Regions from separate parts of the Mus musculus genome. Here region 2 is linked to region 1. Evidence: chromatin loops called from intact Hi-C (ENCODE). Cell type or tissue: heart. All regions are shown on one strand. Links, peaks and the distances in the headings refer to the core of each region. The heading gives the core; the rest is flanking DNA.

Region 1 (8,165 bases), core at 1,936-6,935:
AGGAAACTTACACCAAGTGTTTTCACTTCCTTTTCTTACATACAGACTGATTAGGACTTTCCATTCAGGTGTGACTAGTGTCTTGCCTTCTACCTCAGAGAAAGAATTACAAGATGCTGGGAGAGAGACAGAGGACAGATAGCGGAAAGAGAGAAGAAAGAGAGAGGCACACACACTCATTTAAGTGTCTTCTTAAGTAGCTTTTGAAGTTACTCTTGCTCCAAGGATATAATTAGCAGCCAAGTGAAAAGATTATGCAAAGTTTAAAATTTAAGTTAAAAAAAAAGAGCTGTGAGCTGGTTTATTTATTTTGCTTATCTCAAGAACTTCTTCTTCTTCTTCTTTTTTGGAAAATGTGACTGTAAGGTGGTTTATGAGGTGAGCTATGTGGGCTTGTGGATGAGACAGGAGCACGGATGAAGTTAAACGAAAAGGTCACATACATTTTGGCCTTTAGCACAGTTCGTTAGCTGGTTTACTACTCTGGTCTGAGCCATCACTCTGGAAAAGGAATAATAGTGTTTCTATGCAGGCAATCTTCATAGCACTTTTTATTTTTGTCAGTGGAGACTCTTGACTCTCAGCCATTTAGAAATGTGAGTCAGAGGCCGGCGGGAGAGGGGTTCCTTCTTCTTTCCCATGACTCTCTAAGTTCCCTTGTCCCCTTCTTCTGCCCCAGGACAGCCTCTGAGATGCTGCTGTTGAGACCTTGGCCTTCACCAGTGCCTCTCCTCTGGGGAAGCAGGTGTTGGGGGCCCTTGGGCATTTTCTGGAGGCTGAGGAATGAGGTCACCAGTGGCAAGAGCAGGGATTGCCACTGGACTACTGCGAAGGAGGGGACAGATGTGGCAGTCAATTCTTTCTGATCCACAAGCTCGCATGTTTCTTTTTAAATTATAAACATTCATTCCTTGAATATATTCCTTCCTCTCTCTATCCTTCCATTCTTCCCTCACTCCCATCATTCTTTCTTTTCTATCTTAGTCACTATTCTATTGCTGTGAAGAGACACCATGACTAAGGCAACTCTTATGAAAGAAAGCATTACATGGGGTTCTCTCACAGTTTCAGAGGGTTAGCCCATTATAGTCATGGTGGGGAGTATGGTAGATCCAGGCAGGTAGTGGGGCAGTAGCCACCAAGCTACATCCTGATCCTCAGACCGAAAGGCAGAACCTGGACATGACATAGGCTTCTGAAACCTCAAAGCCCACTGCCAGTGACACACTTCCTCTAACAAGGCCATACCTGCTCCAACAAAGCCACACCTGTTAAACCTTCCAATCCTTTCAAACAGCTCTACTCCCTGGTGACGGTTACTAAGCATTCTAATATGAGCCTATTAGGACCATTCTTATGCAAACTGCAACATTTTTCCTTTCTCTCCCACACTCTGCCTTCTTTCTCTCATCTTCCTTTCTTTTTAATTTTTACCCTCCCTCCTCCAAAAAAATTCATCAGGAATCTAAAGTTGGGCCTTTTGGGGGGAAGAAACCTTAAGCACAAGAAACTAAACTGAAGATGACTGAACACCCTGTAAAGGAGGTTGCTGTATGTGGCATAGACTGAAGATGGTTTCTAAGAATAGGTGAACTTTATGTTACACCTTGAAGAAAGACATACAAAGTGAGAGGCCAAGAGAATGTCTTACAGGAGGGTAGGGAGTAGGACTTGCATGCATAAAGGCAGAGAACAGACTGCACGAATCCTGGACACTCTTCTGTCTTAATCCCCAAAGCTGGCTGTACTGGTGACAGAGTGGATGCACTCTGTCTTCTTGCTTTTCCTGCTACCTGTGGCTTCTTGAGACTATAGCTCCCACCTGCTTCAGGAGCCCTATCCTCAAGGCACTATGGGTCTTTCCCACCCAGAAAGTACTCATAATCTGTACCTCAGGTCTGTTGAATTGCCTGACACTCTTGTCACCAGGGAAAGACATGGTTTTCACTGATGTCAAGAGCTGAAGGGAAGCAACCTTGGAGTTTAAAAGAGGAATAAAACCCTGTATGAGCACCAGGTGGCTAGGGTTTGACACGGTCAAGTCAGTGTAATATGAAGGAGAACTTGACTTCTGAGCGTGGGTGTGTTTAGTCTCAGCAGTTGGGAGGTCGAGGCAGAAGGAAGGCAGGTATGAGACCACACACCTCCCTTTCCTTGAAGCTGGAAGTTTTGGGATTCCAGTCCCTCTGGAGTAGGTTGACTTCTTCCTGGTTAATTTCAGAGGGGATGCTAACAGAGGCCAAGATGCTAAGGCTCAGGTAAGGGAAAGCATGCAAAACAAGCCTTGATTTATGAGGTTGGGTCTAGGATTTTGGTGATTGGAAGTATGTTTTAGGCACTCAGGAGGAATGTCAGTTGACTAGATGAAAGCTAGCAGGATCCAAAGACAGCTTCCTTTGATAAGGTTTCTGTCATCTTCCCTCCTATTTTCAGTCTTCTTTCATTGACGTGGCTACCACAGATTTGGACTGCCTAGCCACAGGATTTTACTGAAAAGGAACTTGGACTGCGCATGCTTCCAGTGATTTCTAGAAATGTCTCTTCTGGGATCTGATGTGAAACAGTGACTTGGTCCCCTGGCATCAGACTTGTGTTTGCCATGTACATCACCATGTGCAATTGTCCAACAGCCTTGGTCTGTGTTTATATTCTTTGAGTGCCCAAGTACACGGTTGCACACAGCCTGAGTCCTGGCTACAGTCACACTAAACCCCCGTTGTCCAATCTCTTAGTTCTCTACACACCTCTTACTTCCATGGACACAGCCTGGGTGAGAGGCATCCTCTCTTAGAGTTTCTGGAAGGAACCAGTTCTCATGATCCCTTGATTCTGGGCTTCTGAATTATGAGAACATTTTCTCTCTCTCTCTCTCTCTGTGTATGAGTGTTTCATTTTGTGTGTTTTTTTTTTAATAGCTGTGTCATTAAATGTCCAGGACTTGTGTCTCTTGTTTTCTAAGAAGATATTGAGGCTTCCACATGACAAAGGTAAGATGTCAAGAGAAACAGCCAATACCTTATAATAAACTCTACACATGTATGTATTTATACATGTTTGCATATATACATATAGGATTTCAGCTTTATATGTAGGAGAGACATCTCAGAAATCCCAGTAGGGTACTTGAAATTGAGGATGCCTAACCCTATATAGACTCCCTTTTTCTGCTATATTTACATAATATATACTTTAATATATACTTTTGATAAGGCTTATATTTTGAATTAGGTAGCCAATATTAATGATTTTAACCAATAGTGAAATAATCTAACAGTCTCTTCTAATATAATTATTTAAAAAACTTACGAAGTATATTCCTGGCACATTCCACTTAAATATTTTTAGACTGTGTTTGTTGCAGTTGGAAGTGGTAACTGAAATTATGGAAGATAAAAAATATGGATGAGGAAGAGGGTGTGTATCATCTCCCAGGGGCGTGCTTCTCAAGAGGACACCAACAAACACAGGATGGATTCAATAGCGAGCTGACTGACCAGATGTGTACAGCTGGAAGCAACTGAGCTTTACAGGCACCTGGGCACCCAACTCGTGGCATCATTGTCTTGCCTCCACACCGGATCCACTGGCTTTTATTTTATTTTATTTTATTTTATTTTATTTTATTTTATTTTATTTTATTTCTTTTGGAGACAGCATCTTGCTGTGTAGCTCAGCTTCCCAAGCGCCAGGATACAGGTCTGCATCTGTGCATTCAGGTTCCAGCTTCCACTGACCAATCCTTTCTCCCAGTCTGCGCGATCTTCTTTCTTTAAAGTGATAGCCAGCAGAGAAAAAGGTGGCAAAGATGCCAGGGTCCAGAAATGTTTTTTTGGCTTAGGGGCTTGTACTCGTGTGGGTCCAAGGGCATGGGGGACTGAGTCTACTTCTGAGTACAATTCCCTGTGGCTTCTGAACTTAAGCAAACAGATGAGTAATAGGCTCAAATCTTCAACTGCATTCTGATGTCTAAACCAAGTCACAAGAGTGGGTTGAATCCAGGAGTGGGGAAGAAAGCCTCCCCCTGCAAACACCAAAGAGATGGAGGTAATACAGCTATCAGTAGACCGGAGAACTGGGTCATCTTTGCTAATAGTGTATTCCATGTCTCGGTGGGAAAGCTTATCCTGCCTAGCAGGCATCTTGCTACACAGAGTCAGAGTGGAACCCAGCATTTTTTGTTGCCTCTCATGGCAAAACCTCTAGGTGGACCTTTAAGATGTCGTTTCAAAAACACCTTGTGCACCAAAGGTTTATTCTAACACTCAGCCCAAGGCCAGGCATGGAGACCTGTACAGGGGATGAGGAAGCCCTGGCAGGTAAGAACTTTGGAAGAGGTTAGGTCTGGCTCTGAATCCTTGCACTTAACAAGCGATGGGCTTTGTGGGCAACTGTCTGTCTCTTGATGAGAAAGTTTTGTATTTCTTTTTTTTTTAAATCAATAAAATGCAGATGATAAGGTCTGTCTCACAGGGAAGCCGTGAGACCTGAGCTGTGTACCGTAAGTTAAAGTGCTTAGCAAGCACCTGCTCTACTGCAACAGCCACTAAATGGTAGCTATTATTATCAATAATAAATGCAGGCTGAAGGAATGCAGAAATGAATGAATGTCTTTGCAACATTCAGCCAAATGGGCACGACTTCCTTTCTCCCTCCCTCGCTCCCATCCTGGCTCAGGTAATAATATATACACAAGGGTCAAGCTAAGCCATCCACCATTTGTAGTTTTTTTTTTTTTTTTTCCGATAAGAGATCACAGCTACGAGGCTCCCTGGTCCTGGGATGGATTAAAAGCACCCCATTCTGCTTTGCCACAAAACTTCTTCACAAGTCTGTGTCCCTCCCCCGCACACCCCAACTCCTCTCGAGCTCTGTGTGTGCCCAGGAAAATGGAGGCACACCTGTGCTAGCAGCCTGCCGAGAGGCATTTTCTTCCCCTCTGTTGCCTGGGCGATTCTGACTACACACCTGCAAAAGAGCCTTCTTTTCCTCCCCAGCTCCAAATCAAAGTGAGTCTTCACTCTCCAAGCTGCCTGCAGAGGGAGCACACACAGGGAGGACTTGAAGAGAGCAGAACAATTAGACACGGGAGCTGGCCCCTCTCTGAGGCTGAAGCTGTTTTTAGCTCTGCCTCTCAGGCAGACAGGCCTGGCCTTGGGGGTCTGGGCCCAGCCTGATGAATTAAGGACAACAGAAGTCTGTTGGCTTAGGAGAGGTTCTCCTTATAAGGGGCTGAGCAGGGAGGTTCTCCCTTTGTTTTTCCGTTTCTCTGTAATGACAGGGCTCCCCAACACACCTACACTGCCTGCCTCTGTTCAAATGTTCTTAGTCAAACAACCCAGTGTAACCAACAATACCAATAAACTCTCCCCACCACATGCTTTTAGTGGGAAACAAAAAAAAAGACACGTTCTGGAATCCAAAACTGCATGTCAATCTGATGATTTGGAACTGTGGATGAAGAAGGAATTTGGAGCAGGGGCAGGATTCCAGATGCTTCCAGGAAGAGAAAAAAGGTTTCTTCAAAGGTCTGGGTCAGTTTCGGGTGTGCAGTCAGGAGATCCTGGGGTAGGGTGGGAGGAGTGGGGGTGTCTAGCAGGCTGCAGGTGAGTTTTGCTTTTTATGCAAGAGGGACCCTTTCTGGAGGCAAATGGGCTCCAGGCTGCCATTATCTGTTGGAAAAAATAGCTCTGGATTTGGATCTAAGGAAGACTATAAACGAGGAGCGCAGAGACTTGCTTTCCAGCCTTGTGGGAGTCCGGGTAGTTTTAAATGAAGGGCAGATGCAGCCTTGGGCTAGATTCTACCTCCCTCGGTCCTGCAGTAACCTTATTAAAGAATAAAAATAAAGGCAGGAGTTTTATGATGACGAAGAAGAAAAGGCAGGGCCAGGCAGCTTCTCCAGCAAGGGGTGGGAGTGGGCTCTGGGATGTGCGGGAAGGATATGGGTTGGGTCTCTCTGTCTAAGGTGCAGAGATGAGGGGAGGGGCTATGGACAGATCCAGAGGCCATGGGCTGACTGTCCAGGCTGGGTTTGGGGGGCAGGAGGCAGGGTTGTCCTTCTGAGGGCTGGTCTCTTGGCCAGGCCAATTGCTTTCTTTGTTTCCTAAGGGAAAACAGCACCTGGCTCCTGGGAGAGGCCTACACCAATTTGCTGGTCCCCTAAAGGAAAGCTAGCTGCTGTTTGTAGTGTGGGCTCTTTAGCATTAGAGTTTTGTGAGAAACCCCAGATTGAGTGAAAACCATGTTGACACTCTCGGCTCTTGGAACAGTGCACACCACTCCACTCTGTGCGTCCTGTCCTTTTGTAATGGGGCTGCCCCCACTGCTTTGGATCTTGGTCCTGAGAAAGAACAGAGCTGAAGTGTTTGGACACTGGCCTGCAGTACAGATGGCCTGGAGCTGTGGGCCAGGGGTTAGTGTGAGCCCAGGGGCAGAACAAGAGTGAGGAAGAACCACATGACTATCATGACTAGAAAGACTCATGGAGCCCCCAGCTCCTTGGGAGTGGGTGTACAGGACCAGGCTTGAGGCCGGGGAGGGATGGGGGCCAGTGAAGAGCTGTGCTGCTGGATTCTGGGCTGGGAAAGTGAGGCAGGGCACAGGAGGAAGACTCTTCTTTGATGGACACAGATTATCCCAGGCTGCTGAGATGGGCTTCATGACGTAAGAGTAGGGGCCAAGTTAGAGGCCTTCAGCCAGGCTGGAGGAACATGAAGACAAGGGGCATTTATTCAGGTGTGTAGTGGAGTGTGTTGGCAGCGTTTCCTTGTCTTTGGATATAGCCTCCCAATCCTCCCTCTCTGACTCCAGTCTTCCTGGTTGTATCCTCTTTTGCTTGGTCTGTATAAGCCACAAACCTTACTGTGCTTCTGTCCTGCCCTTGGGTTTTCCCCAGGGCTCCCAACTACTCGAGAATAGCATCCAAACCCTTTACTGCCTTCTGCAAAGCTGTCTGCAGTCTTGAACTTGCTCTCTTTTGCTTCTCTCCATCCTGGGGCAAATGACTACTTATTCTCCGAACTATTGGTTTGTCTGCTCCAATCCTCAGCCTCTCTTCAAGGTAGGCAAGGGATTGACTTACAATTCCCATCTTTCAAACGGCTTCAATTCTCTCAGGACCCCGTGCTTTTGTCTGAGGTCTTGCTCTGCCCTTTGCAGAATATGAACCTGCCTGTGTGTTAGGACAGCTGAGCAAGGGTGGGAGACCCCTTGGAGCCACTCTCTGTCAGTGACTGGCAGGAGTGGAGAACAAATATCCACTTTCCAGGGACCTGTGATACAGATGACATACTCTAAATCTCCCAGGGGTCCCTTGGAGATTGTGTTTTTGGATCCTCTACATTGGTCCATACCTCAACCCTCTCAGGCTTCTGAAACCATTTCCCCGGTATTCATTGACACTCACCGCTCATCTCATGACTGAAAGCCAGAACACCTTCACTGTTTCTTCTACCCAGAGCTCCATGCCAGCCTAGAGACCCATTGCTAAGAGTTGTGTTTCAGAGCTTCAGATCTGGATTTTGCTGACCTCCTGTGGGCAAACCACTGGGACTCACCAGGGACAGTCCTTTAGAGCCAGTGCTCTCTGTCCTGGAATCCTGGAGTCTCTTGTTTCTTGTACCTAAGGCTTCCTTATACTGGCACAGCATGAAGCCAGCAGTCTGGTGTTCAGGAACCCACACTGGTTAGCTGGGTTGAAAGGTGGAAATTAGCATCTTCTGCATTTGACAGACTCCTCCCTGAGTCAAGGTGCTTAACTGATTTAAAATAAGCAAGCAAGCAAGCAGGCAGGCAGGCAGGCAGGCAGGCAGGCAGGCAGGCAGACAAGCAAACACTTCCTTGTCTTTGTTTAGTGTTGACAGATTCTGAAAGCACTTTTGTATGTAGCTTGGATTGGCTAAAATTCTCCAAGGAGTAGTAGGTGGTCTCACGGGACAGACCTAGCCAAAGATGGTAGCCATAAACCAGCACAGTCAGAGAGGTAGCTAAATGGCACAGAGCACAGAGCTACAAAAAAAAAAAAAAAAAAAAAAAAAAAAAAAAAAAAAAAGAGCTGGTACCTGTTTGTCTCTAGAACTTTCTTTTTTTCTCCTTACCAGCTACTGAGGTATGGATTCTGTGTGTGTAGATGGGATCTGCTTTTGGACCGTCCCCCTGAATACCTC
Region 2 (8,165 bases), core at 2,123-7,122, 180 kb after region 1:
GTGTTAAACAGTATTGTTCTAAGTCTTTACATCTTGGGGCTTTATCTTTGGAAGTGCTTAATAGAAAGACCAGTGGTGTTAAATGCCAAGAGGCTGAGCGTGGTTTTAACCATTTCCCCTTTCCAGAACTCATGGAAAGGCGAGTAAATATGTATGGGGTTACAACTCTTGGCTTTAGAACTGAACCTTCTCTTCTTGCAATAGTATCATCAGACACTCACCTTGTTGCGGGGGAAATTAAAGATGAAATCAGAACTTTCAAATATCCTGCGGGGTATATTGATGTGAACGTGGAACATCCATATCAGATGCCTTTGGTCTAGGGAAGGGAAAGTTATCATATTTCACTTTCTTGAGGAGAAATAACGTTTAGAGCCAATGGAGGTTTGTCTTGTGCATTTCCAGTGTCTCACGTGTAATTGAGATAATTCCTCTCTTTTACATTTTCTTCCTGCTGCTTGGAGGAAATAGCTCTTTATTAGTTTCAAAAGCAGATTTCCTTGGTCTTCGAGGGGAAGAAACTCCCTGCCATTCCTTGGCTGTAAAAAGTATGACAGAAAATCCAGGAAAGGGCAAGGTCAGAGCTGCAGTTAACACATTCCCTGGAAGCGGTTGGGCCGTAGCTCTGGGGTTTCTCCTATTTCCTGCTGCTAGGCTGTAAGAGTGTCTGTAATTACAGGTGTGTTCTCTAAAGCCATCTCTCTGTGTAAATAACAGCAGCCTCCATTTCAAACTCTGCCCTCTTGTCTCTGTCCGAGCACTTTGTACATGTGGATATACAGAACACACCACCACTGATGTGAGAGAATCATGTGTACCCTTTCCTCCTTGGACTGACCTATCCTTTGTGTGATGGTCATTTTTAGAGTCAGATGAGGTTTTTTTTCTGTGGGCAAGGAGTTTAAACTTTCTGGATCAGTGCACACAATTGTGTTGATGGAAAAAACACTCTAGACCTCCTTTTGATGATGATGATGATGATGGATGTGTTTTCATGCCATGTGCTTATATGCACACATAAGTAGAGACCAAAGGAGAATGTCAAGTGTCTGACTCTATCACACTCTACCTTATTCTTCTGAGGCAGATCTGTCACTGACGCTGGAGCTTACGCTGGTTTCCACAATTGCTGTGAAGCTAAGAGTACCTGCTTCCATGCAGGTCTTGGATGCTAAGATAACCACTGGGAAAATGAATGTGCTGAGAGGTTTGTTTGTTTGTTTGTTTGTTTTTGATACAGGGGCTGGAAGATGGGAGGTGGGAGGACAAGGTCTGCCAACATTTATTTCCTTGCAAGCATTGCTGGCCAGACTCTCAAGAGCATCGCCCTCTTTGTGGAAGTAGTCTCTTGGCAGCAGCTGGTGGTCTCTCCGGATGGATGCTCTGTGTGAGTCTTATCCAGCGGAGGAGAAGCAGCAGCCCTGTGTGTCTCTGAAGCTCAACACCTCAGTCCTGAGTTGGGCCCGGCTGGGAGGGAGGGGAGCAGGGAGCGATGTGTGGCACGCAGTCCCCTGTTTTCTTACAGCAATTGCATGAAGACTACAAATATTTGAGCTGATTGTACTCGCTTACACGCAGCAATGAATCATCTTGTGATGAGAGGCCTGAAATATGCTGGGATGAAATTAACGTCAATTGAAACAGAAAATGGATTCTAGCTCCCTCCACAATGAGCCTCAGAAGATGGGCTCAGAGTGCAGGGAGCTGGCTGCTGCTATTCTTAGTGGCAAAAAAGCCCATGCCTTTGGTATTGCTTTTTCTATTTTTATTTTCTTAAAAAGCTTCTTTTCTCCTCCTCCTCTGGGGGGTACCTTTTAATCAGAGACTTTGTCTGGTTCAGGCTCCATTTTGACTTCTTGGATCTCTGGGGATAAAAAAAAATGTTTAAGAAAGAGAAAACTCATACAGACCTTTAGAATCTAAAGGAAAAGAAAAATTAGGACCTTTATCCTAAAAAGTTCCCATTTCTCCGGAACACTAGATGAATTGTTGCTAGCTGCTGAGGTCCTGTGATTTTGTGGGAGGGTGATGGGAAGATTCTGAAATACTAACCTATGTTCCCTCTGCAGATACCCACTCCACTTGTAGACATCTGTTTGCGTTGTGGATTTTTATTTTCATAAACATGGGCCCTATAGGAAACAGAAGGAGCTCACGCCTAGGGTAGACTGAGAGAATCCGTGCTGGGTGTCAGTGAGGTTTCCCTGGGCTGAAGTGAGCAGACCCCAAGGGAACACAGTGAGCTGGTGGTGGGTATCTTAGAAAAATCCTGGGGCTCTGAGTAGCTTGGAACCCTGGAATCCTCCGGCAGGACCTCCCCAGCAGGATCTCTGCTTGGTGACTCACCTTGGTTATCATCATGACCCACCCGAGAAGAGTTGCTTCCATTAGATGGATCTGTAGTCCATGTTTTTGGTATCCAATTGATGTGAAAAGTCCAGCTAACTGTGAGTGGCACAGTCCTAGAGTGGGCCTAGGCTGTATTAAAAAAAGAGCTGAGCAAGCTTGAGAGAACAAGCCTGATTTCTCCCATGATTCCTTCCTAACTTCTGACCTTGACTTTCCTCAATGATAGACCTATAAAGTTGAGGTAGACTTTTTCTTCCTCAGCATGCTTTGGGTCACATGTTGGTTTTATTGTAGCAAAGGAAAGCAATGACACTCTAATAGCTACTTGCTTTGTTGGTTAGTCTAGAGTTCTGGGCTCTGGTCCGTGGCTCATGAGACCACTGCTCATGGCCATGACAGTCTAAAGATCATTGTGGACGTGCTCTGGCCACCTGCCCCACTGCAGCACCTTGGATAGTATGAGTATGACCGGTACCAATCTAGGAATGTGAGTTTTGAAGTTCAGGAAGCCACAGGGGAGTCAGTACTTAACTGCATTGGTCTTTGCTCTCTCCTGGAAGTGAAATGGGAATTGTGCAGGGTCATTACCAGGGGACCACACTAATCTCAGTTCTGTTCTGTTCCTGCCCTGAGCATTGGCATCTTGTCTCAACATTGCTCAGTCTTCATTCTGACTTCACTAAAACGACCGAGATTCACTTGGGACTGAATTCATGTAGGCAGAGAGGTCCAAAGACACAAGCTTTTGGAGGCTACAAGTTTGTGGGTTTTTTTTGTTTGTTTGTTTGTTTGTTTGTTTGTTTGTTTTTTGATATGTTCTGAAAATCTTGATATCCTTTAAAAGCAGGGCAGATGTGAGTAGATGCCATATGACCAGCTTGTTATGCCATTTAGGGAACCAGGCATCTGCGTTTGAACCTATATCTAATGCTCAACACACGCAAATGACTACTTTTGACCTCTTTGTGATACGTTCCTCTTGCTAGTGAGCTGATGAAGTTCATGACTGTAGCCTCCCTTGGGGATTGTGATGAATGCATGGGTCAACTCTTGCTAAGAGCTTAACAAAGTACCAGGTACATGGAAACGATCTGGAAGGGCTAGCTAGTTCTGACCACAGGTCTTATTAAGCTCAACTTCCCTTCATCCCACCTTTCCCTCGGTTTGTCTTGTGAATCCACTTAGACTTTCTGGGAGGTAGAGTTTGGAAACTTCTATGTCTTCCTCAAGGAAGAATGGTTTCTATAAGATATACTTGGGCTTAGTAATGGACTTTGATATCCCTGTAGGGCTGAGCCATCTTTGTAGAAGAGGAGTTGGTCCCCTGGCTTTTTCTTTTGCCTTCTTAACCTTTGGCTTCCATATCTTCTCTGCCTTTACCCTCTACTTCCACAGAACTCGATTTCTCTGTGTCTCTCCAGGTCTGTAAGAGTGCTACAAGACAGACCTTAGAAGCAGGTCCAGACATGAGGATTCACAGACAAGTGGCTACTGGGAAGTGATTTCTGGTGTTTTGTTTGTTTGTTTGTTTGTTTGTTTTTTATTTTTTATTTTATCAAGTAAGCTACCCTGATGTACAATCTGGACCTACCACTCTTGGGGAATCTGTTATATCCTCATCGAGCAAGAGACTCCAAGATAGTTTACACGAAGGGCACTGCTCAGTTTTCAGGACTGACTGCAGGGGTGTTATCTCCTGGCCACTTTCATGTGACTTTCCATGTATTGGCCAGAGTTGTGGATCTTTGTAGAAACACGGTTTGGACCTGAAGGGCAGGGGAATCAAGCATCCAGATCATCTATCCCAGTTCTCATTGCTGAATGACAACTTGTCTCTCGGTTTTCAATTTCCAGATGTGAGGTGTGAATGAAGGCAAAAAGCCACAGAAGAATGGGAGGGCATGAAAAGAATGGAGGGACAAGAGAGAGGCAGCAAGAGAGAAAACATCAGTATGACCATGGCGATCTAAGATGCCTATCTTCTCTTCCCCACTTATGTTTGCTGAACAGTGGCTGGAGTGCAGGAGTCCCGTGATCCATGTGAGGAGTTTCATCTGAGTGGCTGCTATGTTGACTCTTTCATTTTGAGATCTTTTGTATAGTTTCTCATGGGGGAGGAAGACAGAACTGGGCTTGCTCTGACAGCTTGAGGCTAAGAGAGGTGAAATCAGATGGTCTCAGCCGTGTTCCCATGCTGCTCAGCATCCGCATCAGCAAGATCGACTCAATTTCCTCCTGCTCGCAGCTGAGGTGATGAAAAGTCACATCGAGCCAGATGAAGCCCTGGGACAGTCGCCAGCGCAGAACAGTTGTTTCACCTTAAAACAAGCTTCATCTTGGCAGTGTCACCAATGTGAGAGAAGTCACACATGCTTATGTTGTCTTCCCTTTAGTTTAAAAAAAAAAAGAAGAGGAAGTAACAGCTTCAATGTACTCCAGACACGTCTGTCTGCCTTCCTTCCCTTCCCTCCCTCCCTCCCTCCCTCCCTCCCTCCCTCCCTCCCTCCCTCCCTCCCTCCCTCCCTTCCTTCCTTCCTTCCTTCCTCCTTCCCTCCCTCCCTTGTTCGTTCTTTCTTTCTTTCTTTCTTTCTTTCTTTCTTTCTTTCTTTCTTTCTTTCTTTCTTTCTTTCTTATTTTTTCCCTCTCTTTCTTTCAACTTTCCTTTCTTCATTTCTCTCCTTTTAAATTCAAGATTAATATCATCTAGTAATGGCAGAATAACATATCCAAATTCTACTAGAGAAAATTCAGTGAGCATTTAGCACTAGAGAAAACAAAATAATGGAAGAATGCTTAGTAAGGGCCTTTCTAGAACAGTGACTTTGAAATTGAGTGTTCTTGAGATACCCTGTGATGGTGCTAAAAATGTAGATTGTGATTTGGAAAGCCTTTGGCAGAGCCAGAGAATCTGAATCTTCTAACTAGCTCTAAGATGGTGCTGATGCTGTGTGGTCTAAGGACTTTGAGTAAGTAGCAAGGTTGTAATGTTCCAACTCAGGAATGACTAGATTGAAGTTGGCCCCAGTCATGGTGAATTGGGCAAGTTGCATAACATGCCCCAACTTCAGGTCTTTAACACTGAATATGTGGAATAGAATTTCCATCCCTCATGGTTATTGTGAAGGTGCTGATAACCCCTCCGAATATTCTGCCTCACAGTTACAGAATAGCTGGCACCTGCTCACCTTACCTTTACTCTGCTCAGGAAACATTCTCCCCTCTCCACTATTTCTGGACTCCAGACTCATTTCCCATTCTGTTGCTGGCTTCGCACCTTTGTGCCCACTTTTCTGAGTTTATAAGCACTGCTAGGTTTAAGTAGTGAGGGCTGCTTCTCTCCAAGCAACAACCTTCCCCTCACTTTCCAGAGAGGATTTCTTTGTTTTAGGTCTCAGATACCCCATCTCTACAATGCTGTCTAGTTCAAAGCAATTTTAGATAGTTCTTTCTATAGCAATGGGGTTGGCCATCCATACGTAGCAGGCCCACCTATACTGCTTTCAAAAAACTTCTTTGTTGCACACCATTTGCTTCCCATTCTGCCCCATTGCCAGGGCACATAGATACAGGAGTGTCTGTTCACGTAAAATAGTGTCTCCTGGAATTGCACAGTGCATCATCATACTGGAGCATCATATAAGTATCCCTTGGTGCTTTCATGAATGTACACTTTTTGGGCTTCAGACTCCTATGGTCTTGATTCCAAGCACTTCCCGTCCCATACCAACACTCAGGTCCCCAAACCCTAGTATGCAGTAAACTTCTTGTGTTTTCTAAAGGGTTCCAAATATAACTAGTGAGGCTTATATAACACCAAAGAATTAAGGCATAAGTAATGTATACATGGGGGTGATGACCAGACTAGCTGTGAATATGTAAGCCCTTCTAGGGTTTGTATCTCAGGCCAAAAGCTATGACTCACTATCTTAGTGAATATCAGAATTTTGTGTGCTTCAGAAAGCTGTTTTGCTCAGCCATGAAAGAGCATGGCCAATCAATGTTGGTCACTGGATAACAAGTTCCAGTTGTTTAACAAGCATTTTGTCTCTGTGGCATTCACGGTAAAAAGGCAACTGGCAATTAGGCATCCATCAGCTTCGTTGCTAGTCCCTTTTAATGGAATTGACTTCAATAGCTTTGTGTCTAGAATAGCTCCCTTCTTCCCGCCACAGGCTCAATGTCATTGTTCGTGTTTTGATGTTCATGTTTCAACATTCATGTTTCAACACCACTGTTCTTTCAGGCAAGGAGCCTGTGTTCTGTGCTAGAGTTTTGTAAATGAGGACTGAACAATAAATCATACTTAATGCAAGAAACAAAAACATGTGATCTTTTCCAGCCCAAAGAATATCCCAAGGACATGTAAGTAAGGGGAGATGGGAGGTAGAGAGTCTATGAATGGGATGCTAAGCCACATGCATGACATGACTCCCACTGACTAGTATGTAGCAAACAGGCTATAGAGCTGATTGTATCTACATCTTCCAAGCTCTTCTTTTAGATATACCATATTAGTGCCTTGAAATTGGCCATAGTGAAAAAATTTTCACCGTGAAAATTGGCCAGTGCCTCCAATCAGGTCTATTTGTTTTTAGATATTTTCTAAAATGTTAAATATTTTCCAGCATATTTCTGCAAGAAGGCTGTAATTTCCCTCTTCCTCCTGCAAGACACACAATACTAGAGGATTCCCAACATATTTTCTCTCAGCACATATAAGGACCAGGACTTTCCCCAGTATATTTTCTCAGAAGCAATTTCCAAATGAACTGGTTTGAGTTCATGGAACAATGCTATCCTGTGCCCTCCCCCAGCCTTGAGCAGGCTGGATCAGACCTTGTTTGCCACCGTTGCTAGCTCACCTAGGGTGGAGCCCTCCAACATAGGTAAAGTCTACTGTCCTGTCAGGTCTGAGCTTCCTGCAAGAAGCCACTAGCTGCTGAGCAGCTGAGCTTGTTTTCCTGAGGGGGTCCCGACAAAGCGCGACCTACAAGATCCTGGCCTAGTGAGGGATGTTTCCCCGCTTTAAAAATTCAAACCTTAGATGTAAAGTTCATCTACATCTAAGCCTTGATCAGAGAACTTTGTCTTGGCTCGTTATTTCTCTTGCCGTCCTTCCCATTCATCCCCAGCTTTCCTTTCAGGAACCCAGTAACCTGTGGCCACTGGTGGCACGATCTCAATATAATCTGCTTACGTTGATCCAGTATGTTTGCATGGGACCTCAAAATAGTATGCAATAATGGACCTCAAACTTTGTTTTTTTGTTTTTGCTTTTTCTCAAGACCTTTAAAATGTCTCCATTATTTTCGGAGTACCTTGGGATAACTACCTTCTTACATGGCCAAATAAAGAGATAATATAAAACAACAACAACAACAAAGTATCATGGACCTTCTGCTATCATAATCATTTCAATGAGAAGGGCATTGTCCCAGCTACTTTCTTTCAATAAAATACTCTTGCAAAAGTAACTTAAGGGAAAAATAGTTTAGTTTTATTTATAGTTCTAGGGGATACAGGCCATCATGGGACAGAAGTCATGTCAGCAGAGAAGATATAGCAGCAGAAGCAGAAGGCTGCTTATATCGCTTCTCACTTAGGAATCAGAGATTGAACCAGAAGTGGTGCAGGGCTACAGGATATAAAGCTCTCAGGCCTGCTGCCAGGGAGCCATTGCCTTTAGTGAGGCTCCACCTCCTAAAGGTTCCTCGATTTTCCCAAACAGCACCATCTGCAGGGGACAACATGTTCAAGCATGCGAGGCTGTGAGGAATATTACACGTTAACACTGTGACAGATATTTTAACAAGTTG

Evidence for each region. A loop is a pair of places that touch in the nucleus more often than their neighbours do. Peaks named below come from ENCODE experiments on the same cell type or tissue, not always from the same donor. Only the 100,000 strongest peaks of a DNase experiment are listed, where the experiment ranks them.
Region 2: a loop joins it to region 1, with 1.8 times the contacts of the local background. A loop is called at or near these places in 2 of 42 quality-filtered maps.

Annotation. Positions count from the first base shown.
Region 1 is chr8:103,911,366-103,919,530 of GRCm38, reverse strand. No RefSeq gene overlaps it. Among named protein-coding and RNA genes, the nearest start is that of Gm32728, 120 kb to the left of the region's middle. In heart, for the core only: a CTCF peak has its summit at 5,035 (motif pointing right); a DNase peak (open chromatin) is centred at 6,330; H3K27ac peaks cover 1,797 bases.
Region 2 is chr8:103,734,980-103,743,144 of GRCm38, reverse strand. No RefSeq gene overlaps it. Among named protein-coding and RNA genes, the nearest start is that of Gm39235, 16 kb to the right of the region's middle. In heart, for the core only: no CTCF peak of the experiment used is centred there; a DNase peak (open chromatin) is centred at 4,614.